Linked DNA regions of Homo sapiens: region 1 is linked to region 2. The links are chromatin contacts, found by Hi-C or POLR2A ChIA-PET in ENCODE. All regions are on one chromosome and are shown on one strand. Each heading gives the region's core, a stretch centred on a gene start or an enhancer-like site at or near the end of the contact. The rest is flanking DNA. Distances are from core to core; before and after follow the strand shown.

The links. A loop is a pair of places that touch in the nucleus more often than their neighbours do. ChIA-PET counts read pairs that join two places held with the same protein, here RNA polymerase II (POLR2A). Pooled maps may share reads with other maps.
Region 1: a map of IMR-90 shows a loop between it and region 2 (16-fold over the local background). The contact joins the enhancer-like site here to the promoter of KCNQ1OT1 in region 2. A Hi-C loop is called at or near these places in 7 of 168 maps with a recorded cell type or tissue (HepG2, IMR-90, ascending aorta and 4 more) and 15 of 50 pooled maps. POLR2A ChIA-PET finds 5 or more read pairs at or near these places in 4 of 52 experiments (AG04450, H1, HepG2 and 1 more).

Annotation. Positions count from the first base shown.
Region 1 is chr11:2,824,993-2,827,692 of GRCh38, forward strand. All of the region lies in intron 15 of KCNQ1 (potassium voltage-gated channel subfamily Q member 1), which reads left to right. Among named protein-coding and RNA genes, the nearest start is that of KCNQ1-AS1, 35 kb to the right of the region's middle. RefSeq lists an enhancer at 2,573-2,700. Within about 2 kb of position 1,444, at least 27 of the 41 ENCODE cell types and tissues checked have a DNase peak (open chromatin) inside an H3K27ac peak, as active enhancers do; they include IMR-90, ascending aorta, prostate gland and 1 more, where a contact is called at or near this core.
Region 2 is chr11:2,698,568-2,701,267 of GRCh38, forward strand. KCNQ1OT1 (KCNQ1 opposite strand/antisense transcript 1) reads right to left here and starts at 1,427. Exons shown (of 1, transcript NR_002728.4): 1 at 1-1,427. All of the region lies in intron 11 of KCNQ1 (potassium voltage-gated channel subfamily Q member 1), which reads left to right. RefSeq lists silencers at 1,561-1,830, 1,841-1,910 and an enhancer at 1,628-2,700.

The DNA of each region.
Region 1 (2,700 bases), core at 194-2,693, 130 kb after region 2:
ACGATGGGGCCTGGGCCAGGGATTGTGGGCCAGCTCCGAGCTCAGACATTGGTCTGCACATGTGGCTGGTGCAGGAGGCGCAGTGTGCTGGGCCTCAGCCTGGACACGGCTGTCCCATGCGCAGAGACAGGGTCACGGTGGAAAGAGAGTCCAGAGAACATGGGAGGTGCCGTTTCCCTGCGGCGGGACTGGGGCTGGGGCCCGGCTTCCCCGACCCTGCTGTCGGGCGTGTGCCTTCATAGCCCAGGAAGCCAGTTCCTGGCAGGGTGGGCTCTGCAGCCAGGCCGCCAGGGTGCAGACCCAGACCAATGGGAGGCCAAGGGAGGCCCGCAGCCCAGACCTTCCGAGCCCTCAGCCTGCTCAGCTCAGTGTCCTTCCAGGGAAATGGGCGTTTCCTGTGGGAAGGTGCCAGGGGCCCCGGGTGCTGGAAGAGCAAGCACCACGCGGGGGGGTAGGGGCGCCCCAGCCCTCTACTGGCCAGTGTCCCTCCAGTCGTCCAGCCCTTGCTGCCAGGGGCCCCGCCCATGTGCCTGGAATCACACCCTGGACGCTTCCTTCTTTGGGTTAGATGTCGTCGTCTTCAACAAATATTTTCTGAATGTCTGCTATGTACTAGACTCTGGGAACACAGGGGAAAGTATGTGGACCTGCCCATGAGGAAGTCAGTACAGTGGGGCCATGAACAATAAACAGACAATTAATTATCCTTCGCGGAGCTGCGCGGGGGCAGCTCTCCCAAAGCAGTCAGTCATTCACACTTCAGTATGAATGAGTCTCCGGGTACTTTGCTCAGTAACGGACTGGACCAGCGCGGCCTCCACGCCAGGGACTGGGGCAAGGGTGGAGTTTGGAGTAAAGAGAGAGGCAGGGCAACCCCTTTCCACAGACACTTTACCACCTCCCCACATTGACAAGCTGGCTCCCCAGGGCCACCCGGAGCCCCTTCCTCAGATCCTGTCCCCATTGGCATGGTCTCAGCCCCTCCTGCCCCAGTACCCTCTCCCCGAGGCCTCGTCCTCCCCGCCATCCTGGAAACGATTTTGTTGTCTGCAGAGATTATGTGTAACTGCCTGTGAGTTATAAGCCTCCACAGCAAGCAGCCTGTTACCTAACCAGGCCTGGCTCATGCCAATGTCTTGAGTAATTATTGGGGGGCGGGGGCTGTCCAGCCCGCAGCAGAACCTCTCCGAGGGAGTGCTATTGTTTTTCATGTCAGCTGCATTTTAAGGCTACATTTCACGTCAGCTGTGACTTGGAAGGAAAGAGGGCCCGGCCTTTGAAAAATGAAGAAATTGAGCCGGGGTTGGGGGCGGGGAGGGCAGGTTAACCCTTCGGGCTCCAGTATTCCCCAGCTTCCCAGGGTCTCCTGGCAGTAACCAGGCCAGCTGGGGGTCAGAACCCGCGGCCAGGCCCAGCAGCCGCCTCTTGGCAGCGCTGATGGAAACCGCCGTGCGGTTCCGCGCAGACAGTCACGGAAACTCAGGCAGACCCGGCGTTGGGTGCGCCAGGCCGGTGTGGGAGCACTTTCCCCCGCCCCCTCCTGCTGCTGCTTCCCCGAAGGCCTCCCCAGCAGACCTGCAGCTGGGCACCCACAGGGTAGAAATGCCCTGGATTGGCTGTGGCACAAGAGGGCTGGCCCAGCACACCCAGCCCACCACTGTGCTCCCAGAGGGAGAACAGAGAGGGGTGCAGAGGGCCAGAGAGGCACGGGGCTCCCCTGGGCACCCCTCGTCTTGGGGCCCCTGCCCTGCCTCCACTCAGAATCCCACTATGTGCTTGGAGCCATGCTGGGTGCTGGGGAGACACACTAACCACTTCCCCATATGCTCACAGCCAGAGAGACACACAGGCCAGCAGCCTGTAAACCACTGGGTGTGGGGTGTCTGGTCCTGGAGTGACAAGGACAGGGAGGAAGAAAGCCAGGCAGGTGGCCCATGAGCCGTGGAGTAGGTGGGGAAGGGGACATCTCCAAGGAGGTGACATCGGAGCAGTCCTCTAAGGAGTTTGGAGTCATTTTCAGTCACTCACAAGCCACAGGAGGGCTTCAGCCTGAAGCTCAGAGGTGATGTGCTTAGATGTCACAGAGCCGGGAGGGGAACAGGCTGGGCTGCAGAGAGGAGGCCAGGCACAGTCACCTCGTGTTGCTGTCCCCCAGGTAGGAGATAAGGGACCAGAGTCAGGGCAGGTGGGAGAAGGGGAGGTTCTTGGTTCAGCTGCTGCTGAGACAGTGACCCTGGGGACAGCCCAAATAAGAGAGAACTTTGCCACCCGCAGGGTCCCAGAGTAGCAGAAGCTTCAGGGCTGATGTGTGCCTGGTGAATCAGCCTGGCCCCAGACCTCCTCTCTCTGCTTGCTTTCCTGTCCACAATCCAGTGCTTCTGTCCTATGGTCCCCAGCGGCTGCTCCTGCATTCACCATCACATCTGCATTCCAGCAGCAGGAGGGAGGTAAAAGACATGAAGGACAGGCCCCACTCCTGTAAAACCCTACACAGAAGCGGCCCACGTCATCCCCCTTTCTGTCCACCCGCCGGAATGTGACGCACGCCTGAGTCGCTGCAAGGGCCCCTGGGGACGGAGTCTCTATTCCAGGCAGGCAAACACTCAGCTTAATTCAGGGTTCTGTTGATTAAAAAAAAAAAGTGGGGTCGGGGGGGCGGGGGAGAGCGGCTATGGAGACAAGTGGCTGTTTTGCCAGAGG
Region 2 (2,700 bases), core at 177-2,676:
CTCAGAATCCCCACCTAGAGGCAGAACTTCGACTTCAATTCCTGACTCCCATACCCCACTGAGACCTCTAACCCCAATCCCAATCTCTTAACTCAGAGCCCCCCATTCAGAACCTCTACCCAAAGACAGACTCCAGACCCTGACTCCAGTCGCCAACTCGGACCTCCCTTGGATCTCAACTCAGAGCCATGATGCAGACTCCAGACCGGGATTCAGGTCCCCAACTCAGACTCCCGATCCTCTGTCCCTAATGAGGCCCTACCTAAAACCACCATGCGGACTCCAGACCCGGACTGACTGGGACCCCAACTACTCAGATCCCAACTCAGGCAAACTCCCAGCCAGGATGTGGACCCTAGACCCGAATTCTGATCCCAACTAGGATACCTAACTCAGAACCACAACGGGGATTCCCACCTCCGATCCTAATTCGGGCCCTGACTCAGAACCACTAAGTGGATTTCCGACTCCGGTCCCAATTCGGGCTTTGACTCAAAACCACAACATGGATTCCCAACTTCCATCCCAATAGCGCGGACTCAGAACCACGATGCGGATTCCAGACTCCAATCCCAATTCAGCCCACTCTGAACCACCATGAGAACTATAGACCCGGAATCCGATCCTTGGGACGCGGCCAGGAACTCGGACCTCGACCCTGGCCACGCTGTCCATAAGGTGCAGATGGGAGCGCACTGCCCAGGCCAGGCTGCACTGCTGACGCCTGTGATCTGGGACGGCCGCGGGGCACACAGCTCACCTCAGCAACGCCAGTGATCACCCGTCCCGCGCCGTCCGCCCAGGTCCGTGCTGACCGTGTTCAAACCCTCCCAGAGAGATGGGGAGGGCCGCGCTGAGGAGAGTCTGGGAGAACCGCACTGAGGAGCCGCCGGGAGAGTGCCGCGCTGAGGAGCCCCCGGGGAGAGTGCCGCGCTGAGGAGCCCCCAGGAGAGTGCCGCGCTGAGGAGGCCCAGGGAGGACCGCGCGGAGGAGAACCATGCTGAGGAGCCCCCGGGGAGAACAGAACCGCGGCGAGAGGCCCCCGGAGAGAACCGCGCCGAAGAACCCCCGGGGACAACCGCGCCGAAGAACCCCCGGGGAGAACCGCGCCGAAAAGCCCCGGGTGCCCCGAGGAGAACGGCGCCGAGGAGTCCCCGGGGAGAACTGCGCCGAGGAGCCCCCAGAAGAGCGCCGCGCTGAGGAGCCCCGAGGAGAACCGCGCCGAGGGGCGCGCCGGGGAGAACCACGATGACTGACGCACCGAGGAGGACCGCGCTGAGGGGCGCACCGGGAGAATCGTGCTGAGGAGCCCCGGGGAGGACCACGCTGAGAGGCACCCCGGCAGAATCGCGCTGAGGGGCGCCCTGGCAGGATCTTGCTGAGGAGCTCCCTGGAGGTCCGTGCTGAGGCGACGCGGCGACCGTTCTGCCTGGAGACTGCGGCAGCGCTCCGACTGCCCCCGCCGCTGCCGACGTGGCGACCGCCCCCCACCTGCTGATTGGGCGGCAGCAGGGGAAGGCTTGCGGCGGGCTGCTGCACGGATTGGCTGGGTGCGGAAAGTGATGTGCCGTGTCCTGTCATTGGCCGAAAGAGTCTCGTTTTGATGCCACCCGGGCTCAGATTGGCCCAGCGGGTCCAGCGCCGCATGAGGCACTGGCTGGGTGTGAGGTGGCGCGAGCCGCCGCCCTCCCTGCCCCCACCCGTCGTCCCTGAGCACCACCGGGGGCCGGGGCCAGCGCCAGCCTCAGCGTTGGCATCGCCGGGGTGAGCTGGAGACACGGGCCAGTTCTCTGCGTGATGTGTTCACCACCCCGGGGTGACCGCGTGAGGACAGCGGCCGCACCCCGACACTGCTGTGGGCCCTCGGTGTGGAGGCCTGTGGGCGTCCAGGCCACGCCCGAGACCAGCCCCTCCGCCGGCGCCGCTGCAGCGACCCTCGAACCCGGGCAAGGTCTCCACCGCCGTGGCACCGGGTGCGGGAGGCGTTTTCCCCCCTCCCAGCGGGTCCATGCAGGGGATCGGGATGTTCTGAAGCCCCCACTGCTGTGCCTGGAACACCCGTGTCTGCCGCTCACCCCTGAGGACTTGGGACCTCAGGGGGTGAGTGGCAGGGGTGGCCGGGACATGCCAGGCCACCCACCTGGCAAAGGGCAGCGCCGAGGGCGCCCCGCGCCTGCCAGCGCCCGGCCGGGCCCGCCCTGCCCACCTCCCATCCCCCATCCGGGCGTGACACTTGACCGCGTCTGCCGGCCCCTCCCCTTGTCCGTCCCCTCCGCGCCGCTGGCGCGCGCCTTCTGAATGCCAAGCATTGCCATAAACTCCGGGGACAAAAGCCTGGGTCACAAAAGCCCCCTCTAGAAGTTCACACCCTGAGGCTTCCCTGGCAAGGCTGGGGGCCGTTTGGCCCTTCCATGTGGACTGCAAAAACAGTGTTGGAATGCAGGACTCTGGGTATGTTCTCGAAAGTTGTTACAACCCCAACCCAGGGTTGACCTCAAACACAGGAGGAAGGGGGAGGCTGGAGCCAGCCAAGCGAGCCAGCCGTCCCCCCACCAAGGCACGCAAGGAGGCCATTCATCTTCACTGCCTCTGCCGAAAATATACGTCTACGGGAGAGCCAGGAATCTCTCTCCAAGGGTGACCGGGTTGGGGGTTTTGTTGTTCTTCAGCCCAGAAGAGAAAGAGAAAATGGTGTCATTT